2 separate regions of the Homo sapiens genome follow, and region 2 is linked to region 1. Evidence: read pairs that join two places in POLR2A ChIA-PET (ENCODE). Cell type or tissue: GM12878. All regions are shown on one strand. Links, peaks and the distances in the headings refer to the core of each region. The heading gives the core; the rest is flanking DNA.

Region 1 (12,980 bases), core at 980-8,979:
AACCTCTCTTTTTTTCTGAATCTAGAAGATCAGGACAATACAAATAACATAGGTAGCATGCTTTTTTTGATATACTGGTCCTAATTACTGCAAACACTTGAAAGATAAGCACAGACCACCCAAAAGGTCAAGGCTAGCTTAAAGATCACACTCTCATCTGCAAGACAAAACAGAGGTGGTTTCCAGGGAAAAGAGACCAAGCTCCCAGACTTTTTGAAAACTGAAGCAAACATACCATAATTTGCAAAGTATTTGCTTTCATCTGTCTTCTACTACCTGCATATATTATATGAGCTGTAAAAACAAGCTGGCCTCCCTGTTAAAGGAAACATGGGAAGGACTCTTTTCTTAAAGTTTAGTTAATGAGTGAAGATAAAGAGTTCTAGCAAGAGGGAACAAATAGTCCAAGAAGGAAGCAAATAGAAGAGTCTAGAAAGACTAAATAGAAAATAAACAAGTGTGTCAAGAGAATAATTTCATGAAAAATAAATAGGAGGGAGGACAATTGAAGCTATACAAGGATTTTCATGAGACAGTTAAGTCCATACTTTCCAAAGCCCTTGCTTCGAAGAATGGTGAGGAGGATTTATAGAAGCTAGCAAGTTCAGGGAATCCTAGCATTAGCTCCACGATGAAAAAATACATACACTCTTCATGAGAATATAAAAACAGCATTATTTCTACCTGACAAAACTAACCTGGCTGGGGTGGGGTGATCTCCTCCTGAATGAAGCACATATTTAATGCATAACGAAAAGCTAGGCAAGACTAACGAAAGCTACTTGAATTGTTCCATAGTCAAGTTGACAGTCCTGAATGTAAACTCAATGTTTGCTGAATAAATAATACCCATTAATACTTTTTCCCTCTTGATCTATATCAAGCATAGGGGAAACAAGTCATTTTAGAATTGAACAAGCGTTTTAGAATTGAAAATAGTATTTTCACAACACTTTTAAATTTTTTATACCATACATAACAGTTTACCCTTCCCCTCCCAAGTTTCTAGATATAGAAATAAATTCAACTTATTAATTCCATGAACTATTCAAATAAACTATTCAAACAGAAAAACAGGATAAAATGATTGCAGCTGACAATTTTTTTTTTTTTCGAGACATAGTTTCACTCTTGTTGCCCAGACTGGAGTGCAACGGCACCATCTTGGCTCACGGCAACCTCCACCTCCTGGGTTCAAGAAATTCTCCTGCCTCAGCCTCCTGAGTAGCTGGGATTGCAGGCGCCTGCCACCATGTCCGGCTAATTTTTGTATTTTTAGTGGAGACGGGGTTTCACCATGTTGGCCAGGCTGATCTTGAACTCCCGACCTCAGGTGATCCGCCCTCCTCCGCCTCCCAAAATGCTGGGACTATAGGCATGAGCCACCGCGCCTGTCCGACAATTTCATTTTCAGATACGTAATACTTTTTAATGTTTTTTCTCAGATGGAGTATACAATCTAGACTGTACTGTTTTTCTTTGCTTTTCTCATTTGGTTGCCTAAAAGACTGATGAAACAAGTTAATGGAGCACTATTTTCTCTTCGGTGTTATAGCTTAACCTAAAGAGCACTTATCTCAAGCCCAGAAAAGTTGTATTTTTTTATTCCTTGTACTCAAAAGTGTGAAATAAAACACAGCGGTTTATTATCACCAAAAAGGCAATATTTATTCATAATTAATATTTATCCACACACCCATTAACATTTACTAATTCTAGGTGATGGAAACACAGGTTTGTGTTTACGTAATTATTTTTAAAGTTCACTGGATATATATAAAATACACAGAGACAATAAATGTCAGGCTAATGTCCTAAAGTTTTCAGCTTGGTTAACTAGATGAGTGTTTCAAGTGTTGTTCCCTGACCAGCAGCAGAAGCATCACCTGGGAAATTAAATCTTGTGCCCCACCCCAGACCTACTCGATCAGAAATTCTGAGGATGAGTCCCAGCAATCTGTGTTTTAACAAACCCTCCAGTTAATTCTGATGCACACTTACGTTTGGGGACTAGCTGACAATTTAAAAGCTCTTGCTATTCATCAAGAACAGAAAACAAGAGAAGCAGGCAGGAGCAGAGGCGATCATAAGGACACGGTGCCTTAGTGCTTTATTAATTCACACTATTCATCAAGAACAGAAAACAAGAGAAGCAGGCAGGAGCAGAGGCGATCATAAGGACACGGTGCCTTAGTGCTTTATTAATTCACGCTATTCATCAAGAACAGAAAACAAGAGAAGCAGGCAGGAGCAGAGGCGATCATAAGGACACGGTGCCTTAGTGCTTTATTAATTCACCTTCTTTTCCTCTCCCCCTGCCCACATCCCCCAGGTGGTCACTGTGGTGTTTTTCATTCTTGTTATAAGAGACAGGGTCTCGCTCTGTCACCCAGGCTGGAGTGCAGTGACAGGATCAGGACTCACTGCAGCCTCAACCTCCTGGACTCCAGCAATCCTCCCACCTTAGCCTCCTGAGTAGCTGGGATTTGCAGGCACCTACCACTGTACCTGTCTAATTTTTCTTCTGCCCTTTTTTTTTTTTTTTTTTTTTTTTTGGGGTAGAGACGAGGCCTTGCTATGTAGCCCTTGCTGGTCTCAAACTCCTCGCCTCAAGTGATCCTCCTGCCTCGGCCTCCCAAACCACTGGGATTACAGGCATGAGCCACCATGCCCAGCCAGTCTTCTTTATTTCTAATTATACCGAGATAAGTGTATTTTAGTATTCATGAATTTATGCTTCTTAGTCTAACTGCATTATATGCTTTTTAACCTCTAAATCCTCAACCCAGAATATACATTACGATTACCTTAGGAGAGTGTTTTAAAAATCCTGATGTCCAGGTTGTAGCCCACACCAATTAAATCGGGGGATGGGGGCTGACCAAAAGTATTTTAAAAATGCCCCAGATTCCAAGTGTGCAACAGTAGCTGAAAATCATGCAATCTAAGTGAAACTTTTTGTCTCTAGTTCAATATTTCTCCAAGTATGATGACAAAACTATCTGTATCAGAATCGCTAGTAGTTCCCAAAATGATATTAAAAATAATCTTCAGAGTGGTACATATATGACTTTTTTTTTTGAGACTGAGTCTCACTCTGTTGCCAGGCTGGAGTGCAGTGGCACAATCTCGGCTCACTGCAACTTCCGCCTCCCGGGTTCAAGCGATTCTCCTGCCTCAGCCTCTCTAGTAGCTGGGACTACAGGAACGCGCCACCACGCTCAGCTAATTTTTGCATTTTTTTGTAGAGATGGGGTTTCACCATGTTGGCCAGGATGGTCTCGATTCCTTCACCTCGTGATCAACCCGCCTCGGCCTCCCAAAGTGCTCGGCCTGACCTTTTTCTTAATAGTTATGTATTTACACTTTCATTTTTTATTTTTTGGCAAATGTTTTCCACGTGTAGTAGTGACAGTTTCATTTTAAAATAAGATTCAGTTTTTTAAAATGAGTCAATTTTTTAAATTACTAAATAAATAGAACAAAGAATAGGGAAAACACTGAATAGATGGTAAGCAAACAAAAAAGGTTCAGTTAACCTTCACAAATACAGATTCCTGAGCCTTCCCCCAGCAGTCCTAAACCAGAAACTTTGGGAGGGATCCAGAAATTTTAACAAGTGCTCACAGGTGATTCACATATAGTAAAGCTCATAGTGCTGTAATAAAGAAAATGCTCTAATAAAGAAAAATTGAGCCTTCTGCCACTAAGCAAAGAACAAGTTTGGGTGTAAAAGGGAACCTCTCATTCTATCCTGTTTGCTACCACCACTTCCCTGTCTCACACCTCCTGGGTCAGGAAGAAGTACAGTTTCTGCTTCAAGTCTTAGATCTTATCCTGACGTCCTGTTCCATCCTTTCTTTTTTGGCCAAGTCCCAAAATCCAGGGCTGATCATTTTGCTCTCTTCTCAGCCCTCTCGTTCTCCTTAATGCCATCACAGAACGGGTATCCCCACCCCAGGAGGTTGTGGAACAACCTCTTGTCCCACATCCATTTGCTTTTCCAGCTACCCTCTGAAGGCAATTCTTTTAAAATGTCATTGGCCGGGCGCAGTGGCTCACGCCTGTAATCCCAGCACTTTGGGAGGCCGAGGCGGGCGGATCACCTGAGGTCAGGAGTTTGAGACCAGCCTGGCCAACATGGTAAAACCCTGTCTCTACTAAAAATACAAAATTAGCCGGGCATGGTGGCACATGCCTGTAAATCAGGAGGCTGAGACAGGAGAATCGCTTGAACCCGGGAGGTGGAGGTTGCAGTGAGCTGAGATCGTACCATTGCACTCCAGCCTGGGCAACAAGAGTGAGACTCCATCTTAAAAAAAAAAAAAAAAAAAAAAGATCACAAAACACTGGTAAATCATCCGATGTTACTTGTCATTTGTCCTTTCAAATTCCAATGATAACCAACCTCTATCCATTCAAACTGCAAATTGTTTATATATTGTGGCATGGTTAGAAAATCCCCTCACTAGACTGAGGATGGCAAATACATTTCAGTTCACACTACCAACTCTTATCCATTTGTAGTAGCCAGTGGTTCTCAACCAACCTTGACTTCACATTAGAATGACCTGGGGAGATTTTTTAAATCTCCACAGCAAGACCACCCCCAAGCCCAATCAAATCAAATTATCTGAGGGTTTGGGTGAGACTCAGGCATCAGGTTTTGGTTTGTTTGTTTTTTAAGTTTCTCAGTGATACCAATATGCAGCCAAGGTTGAGAATCACTGATCTGGGTTCAGCTAGAGATGTTGTCAAGAGAGATTTAGAGATGATCTGCCATGAGCAGGCAACGTTTTTGCCAATCCTGCACTATTCACTCAGGCAAGTACAGCAGACTCTGACAGAACAGTGACTTCTGAGGACAGAAATGTCAAATTCCAGTATCAATGACGGTAATGCGCAAATATTTGTTTACATTTATCTTGGGGTGTTTCTTGACAAAAACATAAAAAAACAATTTGCTTACTCTGGCCTGCCAGGTTTTTTTAAAAAACCAAACACCATACTTCCAAATATGCACAGTAGCTTTATGAAATTAAGCTGTCTCAGATACTTATAATTTTCAAGAAGGCCTAAGATGGTGAAATTTATAACTTATTTAGCTGAATCTACTCAAGGGGAGATCCGAAGCAAGAGAGTTAAAATAGACAAACACTACTGTCTATAGGTACCACAAAGCATATGCAATCACAAGTTCAATACCACACATCACAAACAATTCCAACTGTTTCTGTGATCAGAAGTCTCTGTGATACAGATCCCTTTCGTAATTATATTATACTAGTGCAATTAGAGCTACTCATTCAATGTCTTGCACAGACTATAAATCTTTGAGTATGTGAAATTCAGATTTAAAAATCTATTTTGTAATAAATTTGCCACCAAAAAATTTTTATAATACAACATTAAGGGAAAAGCATATTCTAAAAAGTAATAAAATTTAGCTTTACTCTTGATGTGACAGAGAAATAATGTTTAATTTTAGGAAGCACAATTTTTCTAATAAATGAACACTTGGCACAAAGTATCGCAATTGTATCCACTTCCTGCCATAAATGCCAGCAGCAAGTACCTCCTGTTTCAAGATCCTCTGAAGCCAATGAGTGGGCAGAACACAACCAGAGCCAAAATGGGGAACACATGGTATTCGCTCTTTGAAAAAAATCAGCAGTGGATTACAACCAGGAGGGGAAGCCATCTGTCACAAGAAAAAGAGGTGGCAGGAGCTGTAACATGCCATCTCAACCTGCACAGTCACATTTTAGATTTTAACCCTTGTAATGAACGATAGGTTTCAAAATTATGAGTGTCAAGGTTATGGATGGAATGGGAAGAGGAAGAAAAACCACTAACACTGTAATTCTACTAATACCATAACCCTATCCCATACTGGGAAGAGCAACAACATAGCAGCAAACAGAAACCAAACAAATGCAAAAACATCACAAACGAGTCAACACTTTGAGAAAGTCAACGCCCTCTAGTATGGGAAGTGCTGGCCGCTGTTACCTGCATTACCTGCATCTAGCCTGAGAACATTTTGCCCAAAACTTCAAAATGAACAAAGGAAGGCGACTTCCACAATTTAAAGATGAAAGCGAACTACAAGTCAAAAATCAACCTTAACCACTGTCTCAATTCCCCCTACCCTTTACCCACCCTAATTCACCCTCCATCACCTTGAATAAGGTAAAATCATAGAACAATTAAATAGATTGAAAAAAAGAATCTTACTAAAGTGTCAGTCCTATCTTCTCTGTGGTCTTAAACCCATTAAAACCCGTTTTAGACACATATAACAGGTTTCTAACCTTCAGAGGAGCACAAAACTAACATTAGTTACTGTCATTTTTAAATCCAGAATATAGTGAGGTTTAACTAAGAAAAAGTGTAGCCACTAAACTTCTATTTATTTAAATCAGCATTTTATACTGCCATTACAATGTAGGAACACTGTTTGTAAACACATTATTTGAGAAATCAGAAGTGGTCACACTAATTCTAGTTTATTCACTTACTTGTCAATATTCTTTCATTCAACCAGTTCTTGAAACCTTACCTCCTCCACCCAAAGCCATCTCTAAAACGAAAATAGTGATTTCCCCTTGAATAGATTCAGCCAAAAATCCAACTACTGGTAATGTAATTCTTCTTTCGGGCTTTGGCATACAATGGCTTTTTTTGGGGGGTGGGGGGTAGAATATATATAGACATTAAAAAAGCCATTTAACAATTTTTAATTAAAATATTTCTGTATGTGTCAATAAATGTTTTATTTTTAAATTAAATCAATGACGGGGGGCTTATGCCTTATGCTCCTTAAGAACAACACGATAAATATTTATGATAGAGAAACAGTTACCCTCCACCAAGTTAATAGTGTAATTTATTATTCTAATTATACCAAAAATGAACTCAATAGTTCAGAAATAACAGATTTATTTGTTCAAAAGTTCAATAAGTAGGACATCAATAAGTAGGACATTTCAATCAACAGACCTCTGGGGAAAATCCACTGGGTCACATAAAAATACACCAAATGTTCATGCATCATGAAGTAATTAATGCTGAATTCTTCATTCAACTACTCAGTGATAACACTTCAGGCAACTATAGAATAAGGCTACTTTCCTCTTTTCCTAAAACAACTACGGCAAATGTGAAGGGTGCGTCACATCCTGAAGTCTCTGATTTCCTTCTCTGCTAGCCAAGTGCAGTGATGAAGCATGTACCGTGGAGTGGCACCATCTAGGCAGAAGGCTGCCTCTGCCACCTAACAGCCATGTGACCTTGGGCAACTTACTCTCAGCCTCAGTTTCCACTTCAATAAACAGTACCTACCTCATAAAATTGTTATGATGGTTAATAACATAGAGCACATAAAACAGGGCCTGTTTCTTAGTAAACACTACACAAGTGTTAGCTATTATTATTTACTCTGTTATCCAAACAAAGTATTGAAAAACTTTGTAAAAGGCCAGAGAGTAGACACTGTATTTCAGGTCTAGTAAGTCATATAGACTCTATCACAACTACTCTATCTACCACTGGTGTGAAAGCAGCCATATATAATACAAAAATAAACATAGCTGTGTCCCAATAAAACTTTATTTATGCACACTGAATTTTGAATTTCATATAATTTTCACATATCACAATATATTAATTTTTTAATCATTTAAAAATGTAAAAGCCATTCTTTGCTTATAGGATGTACAACTCCTGTAGGAAGGATTTGGCTATAATGTGGTGTTCCCTATTATAAACTAATGTTTCTCAAAGCCAGTCCATGACCAAGTTGCCTTAATAAAACTGTCACTACAAAGTTAAAATCTGTATTTTCTTGAAAGAACTGTCTCTTATTGTGGAATGATGCACAATTCCTTTGGTGTTAGATTGACCTTCCCCTTATAAAACAACAGTAATACTATGTAGTCATGTATCACTTTTTAATTGTTTTTATTTGACAATCCTATGCCAGTCTCCCCCACTTTTTTTCTGTTATTTATATTTTATTTTGCTAGTGTGCAAAATGCAAGTCTGGGAATCATTACTCTACTGCTTCCTGCCTAATCAAAACAAGAAAAGTACTGATGTATGTCATTTACACCTGCTGATGTTGACTGATTATTTAAAGTAATCAAATTATATTTATCATCTTCTCAACTGATCACCTATTATCTCTTTTCTCTACCCCTTCTCTCAATGTTAACCCCTTCTCAGGAGCCTTTGGATCCTATGATACACCTATTCTTGTATTTCCTCCTCCAACAAAACACAGAGGAATTTTAATGCCATCTTTTACATTTAATAAATGACTGAATATTAATTTTTCAATAAATATTTTAAACTAGTATGTACACTTCATTCATTTGTCCTTAGTCAAAAACACAATGACATTTGGCTTTGTAGCCAGACGGACCAATATCTGTCACTTGCTAGATGTGAAACCTGAACAAATTCCTCTCTTAATTTTCAATTTCCTCACCTATAAATGAGGACAACATTGCTTACCTACAGAACTGTTAGTAAGGATTAGAAGCAATGTATATGAAAGCATCTAGGATGGTATCTATAAATGTTCTATAATAATTACTAGCATCTATAAGAGTCTAGATATATTAGCATCTATATCTACAATAGATATTAACCCCTTCACTAGTTCTCTATCATAGGTACTCAGAGATGCCTTTGATAACAGCATCACAGTAAGACATCATTTTCACTGACAAATCTATTACACTATTTTTTAAAGGATACAACAGCAAATGATACATAAAAACCAAAGGGAACCTCAGATGTAATGCTACAATTTTAATGTCAGTGGAGTAAATAATAGGGAAATTGTGAGCAAAGTATACCTTTTAGTGACATACACTTATCATGTAAGAATTTAAAAAGCACAGTACAGGACCACAGTACAAAAATTAATAATTTAAAATAAGCAGAATAAGAAAATTTAAGCATTCTATGTTGCCCATTCAAGAGAAATCTCCACTGCCTTGTTAAGTCATCTTCATACAAAAGCACGTATTTTAAATTATTTGTGGAGAGTTTTGGGCCCAACTAACCAACAAGGAACCCCTTACCAAAGAAAGAAAATAGAGCAATAAAAAATTCATTTCCAGCAATACTACATTCCTTTTGGGAAAGCACTCCATAATTCATGGATGAGTCATTGTGGAAATAAAAATGTTAAATAATGAATATGACTGTAACTGAAAATCCTGAGAGCTAATTACTCTACTCAAAGTTCCTGATAACTCCTACAGGAATATTAAGGCTGGGCTGGTAGTGATTAGTTATCCAAATGAAACTTATTATCCACTGTGACCCACTTTCTAAAAAAATTTTATAGGTCCCATGCTACTGTTTGCCTCTGGTAGCAGATCATGAAAGGTATATTTCATACTTCAAAATATATTATAAAATGTATTTGTATTTAAGAAATGTTTGACTTAATTTTAATTCAACTTTTATCTGCATACCTATTATGTCAGGTAGTCTTGTCCATAATTTATAAATATTATCTTCTTTAATCTCACTTAAATATTCCAACAACAATACAAGTATTATGATCCCCATTTGTCAACTGATGAAATTCACATGAAGGCTCTTTGCCCTTTAGATGTAAACACTGATTTTCTCCCATCTACCTTGAAAAGAACTTCATTAGTCATGTATTTCTCCTTCCCAGAAGCACTCAACTTGGTCATATGAATCAGTTTTGAATTTGGGCATTATGATCAAAGTGAACAGACTCTTAGAGAATTCCACTAGGATAACTGACAAAAACAAAATCAAGTAATTTCAGAAGAAAGACTCTAAAGATCACCTAGTCCAACTCTATGGGTTTTAAAGATGAGGAAACTGGCATTCAAAACGCTTAAATACTGCCATGGCTACACACCTGGCAAAGCCAGGATCAGAACTAGAATGCAGCTCTCCTGATTCAGTGTTCCATCTATGACACCAGTGAATTTCAGGCTTATCAGACTTAATACTCTCCCATTTTATAACAAACATTTTGTAAATATGCCCTTCACTATCCTGAAATGCACAGATAATAAGCCCACTCCCACATACGGTTTCAAAAAAAAATTATATAATGCTGTATGAAGGAAAAATGAAAAGAAAGAATTTATAATAAAATAGTATGTATGTTAACATGTAAATGCCAGGGCACAACTACACCAAAAGACTATGCAAACAGAAGCTAAAGAGACAGTAGCATTAGCAACAATGCAATGTTGCTGTTGAAGTGCTTTTCCAAAATGGCAAAAGTTCTAGGTAAAGTTACAAACAAAACGAAGTATAATCTTCTATCAACTTCGTCCTCAGTCAAACAATGCTAATGCACTTACACACATTTATTTAGTTATAGGATCTTGGCTCAAATGACTATAAGCAGATTTTTTTCACCTATCAAATTCCTAGCAAGACATATGAAAATCATATGGTATGAGGGAAAGCTTTTCAGTATGCAGACCTGTCCTAAGCAGTGAGGGGAATGTGGTAACTTTAAGACCTCTCCACCCTAAATCCTAGAAACACCTTCTGCCCCCAGTTATTCTAACAGCCAGTGTTCCCACAACTTTCCAACAATTGAGACCCAATACACTATCCCTTTAAAATAAGTATCTTTCATCAGAAATACCAAGAGAAATCCAAAAATTTATCTGCTACCATTTAAGTAAATAACCTTTTACCTGCTTCATCTCTTGAAAATACTCTGTACAGGCCGGGCGCAGTGGCTCATGCCTGTAATCTCAGCACTTTGGGAGGCCAAGGCAGGCAGATCACAAGGTCAGGAGTTCGAGACCAGCCTGACCAATATGGTGAAACCCTGTCTCTACTAAAAAATACAAAAATTAGCCAGGCGTGGTAGCAGGCGTCTGTAGTCCCTGCTACTTGGGAGACTGAGGTAGGAGAATCGCTTAGACCCGGGAGGCAAAGGTTGCAATCAGCCAAGATCGCGCCACTGCACTCCAGCCTGGGCGAGAGAGCAAGGCTCTGTCTAAAAAAAAAAAAAAGAAAAGAAAAGAAAAGAAAAAGAAAGAAAAAGAAGATACTCTGTACCATAGATAACATGTTTTCATAGAAAAATAAGAAATAGACCCTCCTAAAATTACAAGACAGGAAAGACTGGAAACACTCATTACAATATGCTTCTCTCCTAAGAATGTAGTACCTACTTTAAGTTCCTATGCCCAGGAAGAGGAGTCATGTGAAAAGAAGAAATTACTTATTATGCAGGCTATCAAATCCATGAAAGATAATCAAAAGAACATTTTTTGAATGTATTCTCCCAATTTTTCAAATTTTAAGTCCTATAAAACAAACTTAGTTCCCAAAAATGCTTCTTTGAAATACAACAAATGCTGTAGGTTTATCACATAAATACAATGCAACTGGGTTTAAAAAAAAAAAAATTAAAAATACTAGGCCGAGTGCGGTGGCTCACACCTGTAATCCCAGCACTTTGGGAGGCCAAGGTGGGTGGATCACTTGGGTTCAGGAGTTTGAGACCTGGCATAGTGAAACCCTGTCTCTACTAAAAATTCCAAAATTAGGTGAGCATAGTGGCAGGTGCCTGTAATCCCAGCTACTCTGGAGGCTGAAGCAAGAGAACCGGTTGAACCCGGGAGGTGGAGGTTACAGTGAGCCAAGATCGTGTCACTGCACTCCATCTGGGCAACAGAGCTAAACTCCATTTCAAAAAAAGAAAAAAAAAAAAAAAAAACAGGCCGGGCGCAATGGCTCACATCTGTAATCCCAGCACTTCGGGAAGCTGAGGCGGGCAGATCACCAGGTCTGGAGGTTAAGACCATCCTAGCTAACACGGTGAAACCCCGTCTCTACTAAAAATACAAAAAAATAGCTGGGCGCGGTGGTAGGTGCCTGTAGTCCCAGCTACTCGGGAGGCTGAGGCAGGAGAATGGCGTGAACCTGGGAAGCGGAGCGTGCAATGAGCGGAGATCACACCACTGCACACTCCAGCCTGGGCAACAGAGCCAGACTCTAGTACTGGTAGGCCAGATGCAGTGGCTCACACCTGTAATGCCAGCACTTTGGGAGGCCAAGGCGGGTGGATCATCTGAGGTCTGGAGATTGAGACCAGCCTGGCCACCATGGCAACACCCCGTCTCTACTAAAAATACAAAAATTAGCTGGGTGTGATGGCGCAGGCCTGTTGGTTAGCCAACTACAATATAAGGGCTTCCTTAAGACAGCCCACCCAAAGAACCTCTCTAAGGGTCAAGAAATACATGCTATCAACAACAAATCAACAAAGTTACCATTCCTCACCATTACTCACAGCATTTTCCCATTGCTCACTGTTACTAAAGAACAGTGTAACTTCCTAACCCTTGACCAAGAAGCCAGATACTTGTTAATCCATGTTGATGTCACAGGTCATAATATTTTATTACAATACTGAACAAGTAACAGAGATCTCAGCTAAAGAGTGACCTAGTGAGCACTCTAGTGGCAGCCTCTTACAAGAGGCAGAAGACCCACATAAGGCCTTTAGATTTGTAGTCCTCCTTTCCTTAGAGAGACATGCAAAACTAGGCTGGGTACGGTGGCTCACGCCTGTAATCCCAGCACTTTGGGAGGCTGAGGCAGGTGGATCACCTGAGGTCAGGAGTTCCAGACCAGCCTGGCCAACATGGCAAAACCCTGTCTCTACTAAAAATACAAAAGTAGCCAGGCATGGTGGCAGATGCCTGTAGTCCCACCTACTTGGGAGGCTGAGGCAGGAGAATCACTTGAACCCGGGAGGCGGAGGCTGCAGTGAGCCAAGATCATGCCACTGCACTCCAGTCTAGGAAACAGTGCAAAGGCTCTGTCTCAAAAAAAAAAAAAAAGAAAGAGAGACTTGCAAAACTGTTTTTCATTTTAAAACGTTACTTATGATAACATTTATTAGGTTTATTGTTTCTAAATGTACTAATAAATATTATTTTTTTATT
Region 2 (16,161 bases), core at 1,268-9,267, 400 kb before region 1:
TGGTAAAATTTATGTTGTGTATGTTTTAGCACAATAAACAATAAAAAAAGATAACTGATTTAAAGCAAAAACAGTAACAATGTACTATGGCTTTTATAATATATGGAGGAATAAAATGTATGCCAATGATAGCATAAAGTTTGAGACAAAGGAAATAGAAGTATACTATTGGCAGATTCCAATACTATACCTGAAGTGGTATACTATATTTTCAAAATTTGACTATGATAAGGTAAAACTGTACACTGTAAACCACAGAGTAATCACTTAAAAGGGGTGGGGAGTTGAGCTTTAAGCCACTAGTGGAAATAAAATAAAATAACAAAAAAAAATTACTTTAAAAGAAAACAAAAACAGAGGAAAAAAATAGATGAAACAAATAAATATAAAGATGATAGGTTTAACTTTACTGTGTCAATAATTATATCAGGTGCAAATATTCTAAACACTTCAATCAGAAGACAATTACTGATTTGATATATGTTCTCTACAAGAAACCCACCTTAAATAGAAAGACATAGTGTGTCAGCCCATTCTCACGCTGCTATGAAGAAATACCCGAGACTGGGTAATTATTAAAGAGGTTTAATTGACTCACACTTCTGCATGGCTGGGGAGGCCTCAGGAAACTTACAATCATGGTGGCAGGAGACAGAAGTGCCAGGCAAAGGCGGAAAGGACCCTTATAAAGCCATCAAATCTCATGAGAAGCCACCCACTATCATGAGAACAGCATGGTGGGTAACAACCTCCATGATTCTATTACCTCCCACTGGGTGCCTCCCATGACACGTGGGGATGATGGGAACTACAATTTAAGATGAGATTTGGGTGGGGACACAGCCAAACCATACCATTCTGCCCCGGCCCCTCCCAAATCTCATGTCCTCACATTTCAAAACACAATCATGCCTTCCCAACAGGCCCCCAGCATTAACCCAAAAGTCCAAGTCCAAAGTCTCATATAAGGCGAGGCAAGTCCCTTCTGCCTATAAGCCTGTAAAATCAAAAGCAAGTTAGTTACTTCCTAGATACAATGAGGGTACAGGCATTGGGTAAATACACCTACTCCAAATGGGAGAAATTGGCCAAAACGAAGAGACTACAGGCCCCAGGCAAGTCTGAAATCCAATAGGGCAGTCATTAAACCTTAAAGTTCCAGAATGATCTCCTTTAACTCCACGTCTCACATCCAGGTCACGCTGATGCAAGAGGTGGGCTCTCAGGGCCGTGGGCAGCTCTGCCCCTGTGGCTCTGCAGGGCACAGGCCCCTTCCAGCTGCTTTCATGGGCTGACAACTGAGTGCCTACAGCTTTTCCCGGCGCAAGGTGCAAACCAGCGGTGGATCTACTGTTCTGGGGTCTGGAGGATGGTGGCCTTCTTCTCAGAGCTCCACTAGGCAGTGCCCCAGTGGGGACTGTGTAGGGGCTCTGACCCTGCATTTCCCTTCTGCACTGCCCTAGCATTGAAAAAGACAAAGTTCTTGTCCTGTCCTCATGGCGGTGGTGTTGGTGGCAGCATGGTGGCAGTGAAATGCATTGGAGATATGAGGTGAAAAATGCAAATGTCAGGAGCAGAAGGCTCTGCATCACAAAAACAAAACTACAAAACTATAAACAAAACACGCACACAAAATAAACCAATATGCATATTTGGCAGTGACTCACATCTTCTGTTTCTTGGCCGTTAAAGCTGAAGTCAAACTCTGATCACAATACTTTCATAGGCAAGTCATTTTGTATTGTTAGACAGCCTACATTACTTCCTTAAATTCTTACTTGGGGTAAGGAAGCACGAAATGGGTTGGTTTCTCCACCAACCTTTAGAAGCTATGAAGAAGCTTATAGTAGGGGTTGTTAGTTACTGTATTCCTCTGTAGATGACCCAGGTCTCTCGTTTCGCAGGGACTGTTGGGGAGAATACAATTTCACACACCTCAAACAGTAACTTCAGTAACTGAAGTACATTCTCAATTAAAGGGAAACATGACAATATTAACGGAAGTCATGTGTGTGAGCACAATTGTTTGGATGAGTGCAGTAGCTTGACTGTAACACAATCTGCAATGGGAAGTCTATTAATCAGGTTTCATTCACTCAAAACTTGCTGAAAAATCAGTTTGAAATTTTCTATCTTGGTATCACTCTGAAGATTTTTTTTTCCCCTTGGTAAGACTGAGTTAAGTCCATCTAGGCATATTGAAAATACAGGACTGAGCAAAAATATCTTTTCCATTTCAAAGACAAGCTGGGCAGGCATGGTCACTCATTCCTGTAATCCTAGCACTTTGGGAGGCCAAGGCAGGCCGTCTGCCTGAGCTCAGGAGTTCGAGACCAGACTGGGCAACATGGTGAAACCCCATCTCTACTAAAATACAAAAAATCAGCTGGGCACGGTGGCGCGCGCCTGTAGTTCCAACTGTTCGGGAGGCTGAGGCACGAGAATTGCTTGAACCTGAGAGGTGGAGCTTGCAGTGAGCTGAGATCGTGCCACTGCACTCCAGCCTGGGTGACAGAGCGAGACTCTGTCTCCAAAACAAAAACAAAAACAAAAACAAAAACAAAAACAAAACAAAGACAAACTGTTTTACAAAGGAATAATTTAATGCCAGTTAAACTTTAATACATTAATAAGCACTGGGTTTTTTTTTTTTTGTTGTTGTTGTTGCTGTTTGTTTGTTTTTGAGACGGGGTCTCACTCTGCCACCCAGGCTGGAGTACAGTGGCACGATCTCAGCTCATTGTAGCCACGACTGCCCGGGATCAAGCCATCCTCCCACCTTAACTACCTGAGCAGCTGGGACTACAGGCGTGTGACACCATGTCTGGATAATTTTAATTATTTTTAAAGACGAGGTCTCTCTATGTTGCCCAGGCTGGTTTTGAACTCCTGGGCTCAAGGGATTCTCCCACCTCAGCCTCCCAAAATGCCGGGATTACAGGTGGGAGCCACTGTGCCCAGTAGCACTGCTTTTAAGAAGCATCGTTTTTCTGCAAAATTCTGAAGCAAAAGTCTCTAAAATGAATAGCCATGTGCCTTGTTTCCAATGGGCTTTTGGTTGCACTGTAGTTGTGTATGTATTTATTTCCATTACATTTTTAGTATATGGTTATCAATATCAAAAAGAGCTATTAGGAATTGAATTTAATACTGTCCTTTTTTTTTTTTTCGTTTTAGAGACAGGGTCTCACTTTGTCACCACCCAGGCTGGAGCACAGTGGCACAATCATAGCTTACTGTAACCTTGAACTCCTGGGCTCAAGCAATCCTCCTGCCTCAGCCTCCTGAGTAGCTGGGACTACAGGTGTGAGCCACAGCACCTCGCTGAATTTAATACTGTTCGTTACATTTTTTTCCTCTTTCAAGAAAGAAAGAGATTAAAATTCCTATGTCAACACGCTAAATTTGAGAAGTTGGCCTTGTCTTCACACATCAAATAAATGATGGGTAACTAGTTAGGCTGTGAAATATGTCCGTGTATTATTAGGCAACATCCACATCACGGGAAAGTAAGTACAGCTCTAAGGCTCACCAGTTTGCATTTCTTGACTTGCGGGTTTTCACTGTCATCTTTAATATCACACCACAGGAAGTTCTGTATTAAATACAATTTACCTTCACACACGAGTAAACAAACAATATTTAAGAAATAGAAAGTATTTAGCTAGAAATAGTAAGTAGCTTCAAAGTTCTGATGAAGAGTTTTAGTAAGTTTACACCACCTGTGCCTTTCTTTAGCCTTCTGTTGGTATGATTGAATCTATAGGGGGTAAGGAATATCACTGACTTCTATCAGTAAACTAGGAGCAAAAGGAGCTTTAAGTTAATATTTCAAAAACTGACCTATTTTTCTCTTTTTCTGTTTCTATGTCTCAATGTTTATTCACTTTTTCTTTCCTTCACTTTCCATGTCTGTACTGTATGCCTGTTCTCATCCTGTCTTCTGTTTCTTTTATTCCTGATTTTTTGTCTCCAGGCTAGCCTTACCCTGTCTTTTACTGCATTAAAAATCACAACATGTAAAAAAGAGAATCACTGGATTTTTACAAGTGACAGTAAACAGAAAATGTCGTCTAGGGAGTACTATAGATGGAATGTTTACCCTCCTCCCCTCAATTCATATGGTGAAATCCCAACCCCCAACGTGATGGTATTAGGAGGTGGGCCTTTGGGAGGTGATTAGGTCATGAGGTCAGCAGCATGCGACAGGACACAAGGAACCAGAAACCAACCATGCTGGGGCCCTGATCTGGGACTTCCAGCCTCCAGAACAGAAAGCAATAAATGTCTGCTGCTTATAAGCCACCCTGTCTGTGTTACTTTGTTTTAGCTACCTGAATGGTCTAAGACATGGGATTAACCTAAACTACTCAGACTTTCCTTCAGTGGCTACCGCTTCATGGAATAACCGATGGCAATGTTAACAGATCGTCCTTAGCCTTCTCCCTTATAAATCAGCCCTTTCGGATACTTGAGTAAGTTACACTGAGCCAAGAATCGTACTTCCTTCAAAAGGTAATTCCAAATATCTGTTCAAGACTATTCATTGCCAAGAAACTTGAATCGAAGAGGAAAATGGTGGTTACCAGGGGCTGGAAAGATGTTGCTGAAAGTTACAAAATATCAACTAGACAGGAGGATTACCTTCAGGAGATCTAGCGTACAACTGGCCGGGCGCGGTGAATCACGCCTGTAATCCCAGCACCTTGGGAGGCCAAGGTGGGAGGATCACTTGAGGTCAGGAGTTCGAGACCAGCCTCGCCAGCTTGGTGAAACCCCATCTCTACTGAAAACACAAAAAACTAGCCGGGCATGTTGGCACGCGCCTGTAGTCCCAGCTACCCGGAAGGCTGAGGCAGGAGAATGGCTTGAACCTGGGAGGTGGAAGTTGCAGTGAGCTGAGATCATACCATTGCACTCCAGCCTGGGCAACAGAGCAAGACTTCATCTCAAAAAAAAAAAAAAAAAAAAAAAAATCTACTGTACAACATGCTGACTATACTTAATAATAATGTATTGCTGAGAGTAGATTTTAAAGTGTTTTCACCACACACACACAAAAATGGAAAGTATGTGAGGGAATGTATATGTTAGCTCTATTTAGCCATTCCACAATGTATACATATTTCAAAATTACATGTTGTACATGAGAAACATACATTTTTAATTGGTGAATTAAAAAAATAAAACAGTAAAAAATCAATTAAAAATCAGTTTAAAAATTATATCTGGAAACCCCTCCCCACCCCCCAAATCTTGAATCTAAACATGGAATTCCCCAAGGTAGCTCCCACTGCATGAACCTACACAGCAACGGGATTCCCCAAGGTAGCCCCCACTGCATCAACTACACGGCAACTGGATTCCCCAAGGTAGCCCCCACTGCATCAACCTACACAGCAACTGGATTTTCACAGGCTCTTTTCAAAGTTTGAGTGAGAGGCTCACCTGCCCCCGGGTCATCTTCTGCAGCTCATTCTCCCAAGCCGCCTGGTCATCGTCCAAGTTATAGGAAGCTGGTGGAGTGAGTCCACGGAGGATCAGGGGGTCTCGGTCATGGCAGAGGGTTGTCAGGTGTCCAATGTACAACTTTAATTTACTTCTATTTTGGTCAAGTTCTAAGAGGGGCTGGATGATCTAAGGCAAAAAAATAAAATAAAATAAAATAAAATGAGGAAAGTCAAGGTCAGTCTGAAATGAGAGGTTCAAATATTCTTTATGCTTTCCAAGTCAAAGAAAATTGACCAAAGACTAAAGCTCTTCTAATCACTACTGAAATCTTCAGGATTACAGAAACATTTTCACATACTGTCACACATTTACGCTGTCACACGCAGCCGCCCTTCTGGGAGACAGGAAGAGAACGCTGGCTTCATATATTCACACCAGACGGACAGCTCTGTATCGAGGCAGGAATTAAGCACAGGACTAACTTGTTTTTACAGAGATGCTATTCCTGATACAGAAAGACTCCAGTTACCTCACAGTTTCTCTTTTCACTTATTTATGAGTAGATTACAAAAAACTGCTAGTGAAACTGCTCATCTGAAAGCCTGGACTACATATACTCCAAGTGTTCCTCCACCTCCTAGAATGGAAGAAAAATTCTGCCTCTGGAGAAAGTGCATGTTTTTCTTGGCCAAGAGATGTGATGAGGGAACTCATTACGAATTCTGTCTCATCCTGGCTTATGCTCTTCTCATTTATTTCACAGAGGTTATCCGATATTCTTCTGAACCAGTGACTGATAAATCCCTATATAACACCAAACACCTGACTCACAGCCAAGGACTCTGAAATTCTTAGTTGTAACATTGGTTCTGTGTTTTTCTTAAGTAACAGACTTGCTCTACGTTTTTTCTTTTCTCATTCCTTTCCCCTGCTTGAACAGCTACTCCTTTGATTCCTTCTGGAAGCACACTAAATGACTGATGACTCCTGCCCCAGGATTTCATTTGGCAGCTCTCGTGACAATAGTCTGGCCAGGTATTTGGTAGCTGGTCAAAGCCTGGAGTGCTGAGGAAGAGAGTGGGGCCAGACCTCACCATCACAGAACACTGAAGCATTAGAGCAGCCCCTGCTTGACACACAGCAGCTGTGAGCACTGCGAAGCACCGCCAAAACGCTGGCAGATCTCAGTGTGTTCCCAGGGCTCACACAGCAGGTCTGCACCTGTTGCATGTCACCGGCCTGGCAATTTTCATGAACAGGACACCTCTGGCCTAACTAATGAATTGGGAGCTCAATAATCTTCAAGTCAACAGAAGCAAGGCCTGGTATTACTTTCCACAGTAACACTGATTCCTCCTTGGACCCCCTCAGAGGACTGCTCCTGCCACGTTCCTTTATTTCTTTTTCAACAAGAGTTTTTTTAAGAAATAAAGTTTTATGTTTTTATTATGAAAACAATATATATTTTACTCCAAAAAATTGGGGGAAAAAAGAAAAATATAAAGGAAATAAGACTTTTGCATACACTTCCATCAAGAAGTAATTATTTGGCCGGGTGTGGTGGCTCACGCCTGTAATACCAGCACTTTGGGAGGCTGAGGAGGGCAGATCATGAGATCAGGAGATCGAGACCATCCTGGCTAACATGGTGAAACCCCGTTTCCACTAAAAATACAAAAAATTAACTGGGCGGGTGCCTGTAGTCCCAGCTACTCGGGAGGCAGAGGCAGGAGAATGGTGTGAACCCGGGAGGTGGAGCTTGCAGTGAGCCGAGATCACACCACTGCACTCCAGCCTGAGCGATAGAGCGAGACTGTCTCAAAAAAATAAAAAAAAATAAAAAAGAAGTAATCATTTGTAACATTTTGGAAATTTTCCTGCCAAGTCTTTTAATAAATTTATATAAATCAGCTTCTAACAGTATCACACCTCACATTTTGCTTGATACATTATCTATTTAACATTATATTGTCAGTACTGTTCACTACATTATATATGACCGAAACTATGTTTTTCATGGCTGCATAATACATATAGCACATTTCCTTTGTTTCTAATACTATTTCCAGGAAATAATTAAAAGAGAATAAAGAGCAAGGGCTTAGTGGCTAAAACAATCTTCAGCTTGCTAAAAAGATCAGAGTTCAGTTTAGGCCTATACAGTATATTACACAGAAGCTGGAGCCTGGCTAGACAAACCAGAGAAAATTAATCAATTTAGCATTACTTTTGTTTTTAAAATTCTCTCTCTCTCTCTAAGGATAAACGATAAACACCAAAGTTCTGCTGTGGAAGGCTGCTGGGCTCTGTAAGAGACTCCTAATCAGCAGGTTTACGGTACCAGTTCTGGGCTGGAATTTCCTACCTATGACAGGCATGTCAACACAGCCAGTCACAGAAGGAAGACAGTGTTTCAATCAAGTAGAGAATTTAGAGTGGGGGAGCTGGATAGTTTTTTGCAAACAATACCAACTTTTCAAAAATATTGTATTTTATTTCTGGGCATACATGTATACTTGTGGTCGGGCATGGTGGATCATGCCTGTAAACTCAGCACTTTGGGAGGCCAAGGTGGGCAGATGACGTGAGGTCAGGATTTTGAGAGCAGCCTGGCCAACATGGTGAAACCCTGTCTCTACTAAAAATACAAAAATTAGTCGGGCATGGTGGCGTGCGCCTGTAATCCCAGCTATGTGGGAGGCTGAGGCCGGAGAATCGCTTGAACCCGGGAAGCGGAGGCTGCAGTGAGCAGAGATCACACCACTGCACTCCAGCCAGGGCGACAGAGTGAGACTCTGTCTCAAAACAACAACAACAACAAAAAGTATACTCATTGTGGAAAATTTACAAAGGATTCCAGGTGCAGTCTTCAAAGGTAAAATTACTTTAAATGCAAGCACACTCTGTGCGCCAATGACGAAACCGTCTCATCACGGTTCTGTTACTACACCCCCATGATGCCAAGTAACATATCCCTATTTCATTCCTCATTTTTTAAAAGCTTGGTTTTCTCTATCTTCTTTCATGAATACATTGATTTAAAAAAATCACCTTTGGGATTTTCACTGGATTTGTGCAATTTATTCCCATTCTTTTGGTGCACACGCGCATGTTTGTGGGTATAGAGCTGCCATCACAAATGCCACATCTGGGCTGCAAAGGCTGAAAGAGCTGCTTATCTTAGGTAATTACTTTTGACTGACAAAACTGGCAGAAAAAAGTATGACCACGAAGAAAGGGGGCAATGTGATAAATGGTCATATTGAGAAGGTCAAATTCCTTATAGTAAAACAGAATTTAAAAAGATATTATTAGCTCACTCCTACAACCACTATGACTGCGGATGCTGACTTTTTAGATCCTTATTCTTAATAAACAATCAATTTCAGCCGGGCACGGTGGCTCATGCCTGTAATCCCAGCACTTTGGGAGGCTGAGGCGGGTAGATCACTTAAGGTCAGGAGTTCGAGACCAGCCTGGCCAATACGGTGAAACCCCATCTCTACTAAAAAAATACAAAAATCAGCCAGGCATGGTGGCGCATGCCTGTAATCCCAGCTACTTGGGAGGCTGGGGCAGGAGAATTGCTTGAACCTGAAAAGGGGAGGTTGCAGTGAGCCGAGATCGCACCATTGCACTCCAGGCTGGGCATTGCAGCAAGATCTGTCTCAAAAAAAAAAAAAATTTTCAAACAGATTTAAATGCATTTTATGCTGATGGCTAATTGATTAAATAAACATGATGGCATCTGGTATTCTGAAAAATTTCAGAGTCCAATCGAAAACTTAAAAAATAAGGCTGAGGTCAGGTGTGGTGGCTCATGCCTGTAATTCCAGCACTTTGGGAGGGCAAGGTGGGTGGATCACTTGGGGACAGGAGTTCGAGAGCAGTCTGGCCAACACAGTGAAACCTTGTCTCTACTAAAAATATGAAAAGTAGCTGGGTGTGGTGCGCACCTGTAGTCTCAGCTACTCAGTAGGCTGAGGCATTAAGAATTGCTTGAACCTGGGAGGTGGAGGTTGCAGTGAGCTGAGATCACACCACTGCACTCCAGCCTGGGCGACAGAGTGAGACTCCATCACACACACACACACACACACACACACACACACACACACACACACACACACACACACACACACACACAAAAGGCTGAGGCAGGGGGATTGCTTAAGGCCAGGAGTTTGAGACCAGCCTGAGCAACATAGCAAGACTCTGTCTCTATTAAAAAAAAAAAAAAAAGGCCGGGCGCGGTGGCTCACACCTGTAATCGCAGCACTTTGGGAGGCCAAGGAGGGCAGATCACGAGGTCAGGAGATCGAGACCATCCTGGCTAACACGGTGAAACCCCGTCTCTACTAAAAATACAAAAAAAATTAGCCGGGCGTGGTGGCGGGCGTCTGTAGTCCCAGCTACTCGGGAGGCTGAGGCAGGAGAATGGCGTGAACCCAGGAGGCGGAGCTTGCAGTGAGCCGAGATGGCACCACTGCACTCCAGCCTGGGCGACAGAGCAAGACTCTGTCTCAAGGAAAAAAAAAAAAAAAAAAAGAGAAAGAAAGAAAACTTAAAAAAGAATGAAATTCTAAATTGTTTATCCGGGATAAAAACTCATTTTACAAAGAAAAGATAAATGTTTGAAGTGATGGATTACTCTGATTTGATCATTTACATTGTATAGAGGTATCAAAATACCACAAATACTCCCAAAATATGTATCATTGTGAAAGCATATGAAACTGCCCAACTAGTATAGTCCCCAAATCTATCTGTAAAAAAACTACTTAAGCCTCTCGGAACACATGAACCATGTCAATCATGTGGGAAATGCCCTTATCTCTTCCCTTTTCTCCCTATCTAATTTGAGCAGTCCACTTAGAAAAGAAACTGTGTTTCCCACAAGGTAGAACTGCCACTGCCTAATCTCAAGAGGGAAGAGGGACATTTGCCAAGTAGAAAGAGAATGCCTTACAGGACCCGTAAGTTATAACTTTTTTCCACATGCGACCTCAATACATTGGCAAGGGGTCCTACTAAAAATCATCAGATATGTGGTCAGGCCAAATTGGTTGTACAGCTATAATGAACTGTACTTAAATATACTTTTCTGCACTAGGAAAAAAGAAGTTAAAAAATGAACTCGTCATGATATTTGCTTGTACCAAATATGATGCCAAAACGTCATTATGGCCCCAATGCTACATTTACAAAATTGTTGAGGAAATTTAAATTATAAAAAGGGATGAGACATTTTTGGTTAAGTACTAAGAGCTTTGTTTCTTCTTGTAAGAATTTATTTGTTTATGTATTAGATTCTCAAACAGGCTTCAGAGGCCAGCATTTCATGGCATAGTGACAAGACCAGTAATCTTCCAAAGGTGTTTGTTTTAACCTAGTTTCCACTTCAGTGAGGTTGGATAACTGATGGTCTTTAGGAAGACAGGTAAGTTGTTCCTGTATCATTCAATACAAATAGTAACAGAAGATTCTACAGCATTCCACTTCTGCAACTCACTCATCTATGAGATCCAAACACACTTTCTTGGGCCATGTGACTTCAATACCTGGAAGAAATGTGCAGAGTGAAGCGTCTGTCCAGTAGGCTCTTCTCTTCCCACTCTACTGCCTCTGTGCCAGATAGTTACTCTAAGAACCATTCCGAGAGGCATAACACAGCCTCCTCATAAAGCCTAGATGAACAGGTACTGAATATTATTTGGGGCTTAAGGTATTTTCTCATGGGGTACTAATCTTTTGTCCGTTGAAAGATGTCATTTTTTATATATATATATATATTTTTTTTTAAATTGAGACAAGGTCTCGCTTTGTCACCCAGACTGGAGTGCAGTGATGCAATCACAGCTCACTGAAGCCTCAGCCACCTGGGCTCAGCGATTCTCCTACCTTAGCCCCCAAAGTAGCTGGGACTATAGGCATGCACCACCATACCCGGCTAATTTTTTAAATTTATTGTAGAGAAAGGGTCTCACAATATTGCCTAGGCTGGTCTTTAACTCCTGGGCTCATGTGATCCTCCTGTCTCAGCTTCCCAAAGTGCTAGGATAACAGGCCTGAGCCACTGCACCCAGCCCGAAAGATGCCATTTTTTTAAAGCTAACATTTATTGATGACTTATTGTCTTCCTGGCAAATTATTTTTATATCTACTACGATTCTTCTGTGGCTAGCTCAGAGCCCTGAAGTGGCTACAAAATCTTTTTGTTCTTTTTACCTGCTGAAGTCTTCAGAGGCAGGTTCAACTGTCCATATATTAACTGCATAAATGTTAGTGGTAGTTTTGATTTCTTATTGGACTGTCATTGTACTGCTGTCTCTCAACATAGACTACATTAAGAAAATCCCAGAATAACAGATTAACTTTCCATAAATATTATCATCTTAGAATGGCATTCTTATCCAGAGGCCCCAGCGGAGAGCTAAACTCTGAAAAGTAAAAGATGCGAGAAAATAAAATTCATTAATTCTGCCTCAAAGTCTTTACCCTCAATAACTAAGATATCTTCTTAGTCAATAATGTACTTCAGGGTCAGGAAAATGAAGGATAGTGTGTCAAGCCTTGTCACAAAGGTTTGGAGCAATGTGTTATGTTCTTATTTAAACACAGCTATTTTGTGAAAGAATGGAGTTCACAAAATCATATAATTCAGTTACCACTAGGAGTTCAGGTCCAGGGACCACTAGTCACTGAGATGAATAAACGTTAATCAGAAATCTCACTACTAATAGAAATATCTGGTTCTAAAAGTAGAAACTCTCTCCAAAGGTTTCAGATTGAAAGGGTTTTATGGTCTGTCAAAGTGTAAATGTGCCTATGAAAACCACAAAAGACTATAGGTTTTGAAATGCAAAGAAACATGAGAATCATTTTTGAAAATAACAAATGATCATTTCTTCTTAGTTTTACAGCTCACAAATCTGTTGCCAATTTTTCTTTAAGGATGCATTACCACTCTAGCAAACAAAACAAAACAAAACATCCTTTATTTCTGGATTCAGGTATGAAGAGAAAACATTATGTCCTCAAAGCTGTAAGGAGATATGGAACAGCGTTCAGAATAAAATAAATCTTGAAATCTCAACTACAGAGCTGCTAACTGCATTCTGCCTATTCAATCTTCATTCAGTTAACATCTCTTTTACCTTATGCATTATAAAAAATGCTACTCAAACGAAATCTAAGGGAGTGCATAGGGAACAGACTGTTAGGGGCTTGCCTACTAGTAAGGGAAGGACATCTCTGGCTGAGCATATCTATGTGTCTCTCCATGTGCTACAAAAGGATGTCAAGACTGTAGGCATCTCTATACTTGCTTTAGTACTCGGAAATTTGTAAGATACATTAAAACCAGGTCATTCACCACCAGGTGGGTGAACATGTATATACAGATGAGGACAGCACATAGAAATGGGGTGAAAAGTGAAGAGAATGCTACTAGGAGGCACAGAAGCTATTATTACAGGCCAGCCAATCAAGGGTACATACAGTATGCGCCCTGAAAGGATGGCTGCTGAAAGTCGATGAGATAACCAGAATCAAGAAGTCAAGAAAGCCACTCAGAAAGCCACTTACTGCTGCACTCAGAAATTCCAGGAGCAGAAATGTGTTCCAAAATTCTTTCTTGCTGTTAAGAGTTAACAAAGACGAGAAAACACTTTGAATTCAGTTCTTGGCTTGAGGCTTGGCTCCCCACACAAATCACTCATTGTGTTTTAGTGAAAAATGGAAGAGTTAAGTATAAGTACATATATATATATATATCTGAATGGCTTCCCTACTGTACAGTACAGTTCCAGGGCTACAGATTTATGAATGAGACATTAGGGGCAAAAATCTAGGCATGTGGAAGAAACATGAGGCAAAAGAGGGAGAAGAGACAGTCATACTTTTTGAGCAGGCCAGCCCTACAAGGACTGACGCTGGATTTCAAAGGAAAAGCTAGGCGGGCAGTTGGTCACAGGGAAAAATGGTGGCTTTTAACTCCCTGCATGCCCGTGTGAACACATAAACATTGAAATTGATAACTCACACTCTCTTCTGACCCTCTGAGGCCTGGTGCCTCACGTGCTGTAACTGCTGCAGTCAAGCACGACACCACCTTTTGGCATTATCACATGTCTGCTAGACGGATGGATCTGAAAAACAACAATACGCTTGTTGCCTAGGGGGCAAAAGAGTATAATAACCTCATAATCACATTTTATCTTCTCCTTTCTCACCTATGGCATTGGGAGTGGAGGGGAAAGGCAAGCGGAGTTACCCAGGGTCAACAAAAGGGACCTCCTGACCTTGATAGCATCTCAACAAACAAGGAACAACATAATAAAGATGTGAACATGTCAAAGATGTGACCTGAACTGAAGAGGAACACATTTACCGGCTCCTTCTCAGTCCATAGGACTACAAAAAAGAGCCAAGTATGACTGTCTAGTCACTATGAGATTTGATAGTTTATCTGTACAAAGGCTCCCAAAGACAGGCCAGTCTCTGGAGGAGACTCTTCTGTGAGTGGTAGCTATTTCAAGGTCAGGATAAGAGGGCGTGCGTGCACGTGTGTGTGTGTGTGTGTGTGTGTGTCCGTCTGTCTGTACATGGAAGGGCTGGGGGAGCAGGCAGAGGCAGTTTGCAGTTAGTCACCTTATTATTTGAACTCTAGCGTCAAACCAAACACAACAGACTATGCAGATATAAGTCTACTGCTGAGTGCTCACAGCTAGGCTATAGCCACTGAGGGTCTCATCATGTGTCTAGAGCCTGTGGTAGACGTAGCTTCTCATTAGAGTGCTTAATAAGAACATGGCCTGAGAGGGTACAGGTGGCAGGGAAGAAGAGTTAGCTATTACCCGAAATCCAAGAGAAACTATAAATATATCTGTAGCTGTGTGTAAATATCAGAAATGGGCACCTTTCCATTGGAGAAAGGCAAGTCACATACAGAAATCTGATCTTTAATGCTAACATCGGAAACAGCCAGAAAACTGTTTCTCACTTCAGCAGGTGAGAAATGGTTGTGATTTGGTGTTTAAGAATGCACGGGGGCACGAAGTCCAGATGGGAGGAGAGATCTGAGCAAAATGGCCCTCAGCCAATATTTCCAGCTTAGTACAGCTTAGTTTTCTCTGAAAATAGTGGCCCAAGAACTTTGTATCACCAAGAGGATGAGGAAATGTTTCTGTATATCATAAAAGAGCACTTCAAGAATGAAAACAGTACCAGGACAGAAGGCACTAAAAGGGTGCCTCCCTAGCTTCTTCCTCTCAGTACTATAAACTAAAATAAAGCTGGTTTTTCAGGGGGACAGCAGCTAATTCCAGGAAAGCCAGGGGTATATACCTGCCTCCCCGACCCTAGCAGCTTTGGTTTGTTTCTATGTCCTATTATTCTCTTCCTTTCTTCTCCTAACTCCCCTCTCTCCTTCTGACCTGCCCACGGGAAGAATCTTTACTTCCACTCCACACACGCACTAAAAAATCTCATACATCTGAGAAGCTAAGAAGGATCCTGGCTGCTCTGACAGAGTTGTACTTCCTGGATTTATGTTTGCTATAGTCAATCAGGAAATCATATTTAAAAGGCAAATTCTTTCTGAAAATTTTATATACCATGAATAGATCCCATGGATTAACAATTTCCAGACATCAACCCTCTCACCTTGGGAGTAATCCAGACTTTGGGTGGAAAAAAAGATTTGGGAAAAACAAACATGAGGAAGACGGCTTTCTCTACCAACTTCCTTTATTTGAGAATAAAACCTCCCATGCAGTGATTGAATTATTCTCTCTCTCTCGAAACGTTAAGCCGTGTAGCACAACACAAACTCTGACGGTCATCACCACTTCAATATTCATAGTTGTGGACGCTTAAGCAAAGCTTTATTATTTGAAAATATACAATTGACTATGACGAAAGAGGCTCAGCATGGTAAACACCAGAGATACTACAAATGGTGGCTGATGTTTCAAGATTACACAACCTGGACCATGACTAGCCTAAGGATCTCCAGTCAGACGACCCTTTGGGTGTATGTAACACCCATCTCTGGAAGAAGGACCCACGTGCTCTGTTTCCCTCTGCTCCGAACACAGGATCATTAAGCAGGGACTGGAGATCAATTCTGAAGGGTAGTGGCAAAGGGGGGCAGCCCCACTGGGAAGTGGGAAATGGAATGAGCGCAAAGAACAAACCCTAGCATTTGACAGAACGGACTGATACTCATGGGGGAACAGCAGAGCGCCAGCAAGCGGCCACAGAAGGAAGTTCCAAGGGGTACATGGTGTACACATCTAGACTGAAGCACAGGTAACTACACGAGTCAATAAAGAGTAAGTAGGCTCCTAGTTTAGCTGTAAAGTGACTGATAGTAAAAAAGAGAAAGGAAAAAGTTAAGCTTATATAGAATCTTCATATATCTATTTTTTAATCTCCCAGGCTCTCATACCAGTGCCACCTTTTAGTACTCACAAAAAAGCTACTGCACAAAGGAAGCCACGTCCAGTTTTAGTGAGGAAATCCAGAGGATGGAGACCACGTTTTTGATATAATCAGAGAATCTAATATATTACGGGTGTTTAGAAAATAAGAAACAGATTAAAGAGTGAAATGATAAAATCTAACTCTAGAAATCAAGCAAAGAAAAGGGACAAGAGGAAGCAGAACATGCCTTTTCTGCACCATGTTAATCTGCTCTTGTTTGTA

Evidence for each region. Peaks named below come from ENCODE experiments on the same cell type or tissue, not always from the same donor. Only the 100,000 strongest peaks of a DNase experiment are listed, where the experiment ranks them.
Region 2: POLR2A ChIA-PET joins it to region 1 with 11 read pairs; 2 of 35 experiments call an interaction of 5 or more read pairs at or near these places.

What each region holds. Positions count from the first base shown.
Region 1 is chr12:1,041,105-1,054,084 of GRCh38, reverse strand. All of the region lies in intron 2 of ERC1 (ELKS/RAB6-interacting/CAST family member 1), which reads right to left. Among named protein-coding and RNA genes, the nearest start is that of ERC1, 56 kb to the right of the region's middle. In GM12878, for the core only: no CTCF peak of the experiment used is centred there; no DNase peak of the experiment used is centred there.
Region 2 is chr12:1,434,038-1,450,198 of GRCh38, reverse strand. It overlaps ERC1 (ELKS/RAB6-interacting/CAST family member 1), which reads right to left. Exons shown (of 19, transcript NM_178040.4): 18 at 5,449-5,637. It overlaps LOC124902856 (a long non-coding RNA gene), which reads right to left and starts at 4,996. Exons shown (of 2, transcript XR_007063156.1): 1 at 3,533-4,996; 2 at 1-1,907. RefSeq lists enhancers at 3,968-4,469, 7,609-8,108. In GM12878, for the core only: no CTCF peak of the experiment used is centred there; no DNase peak of the experiment used is centred there.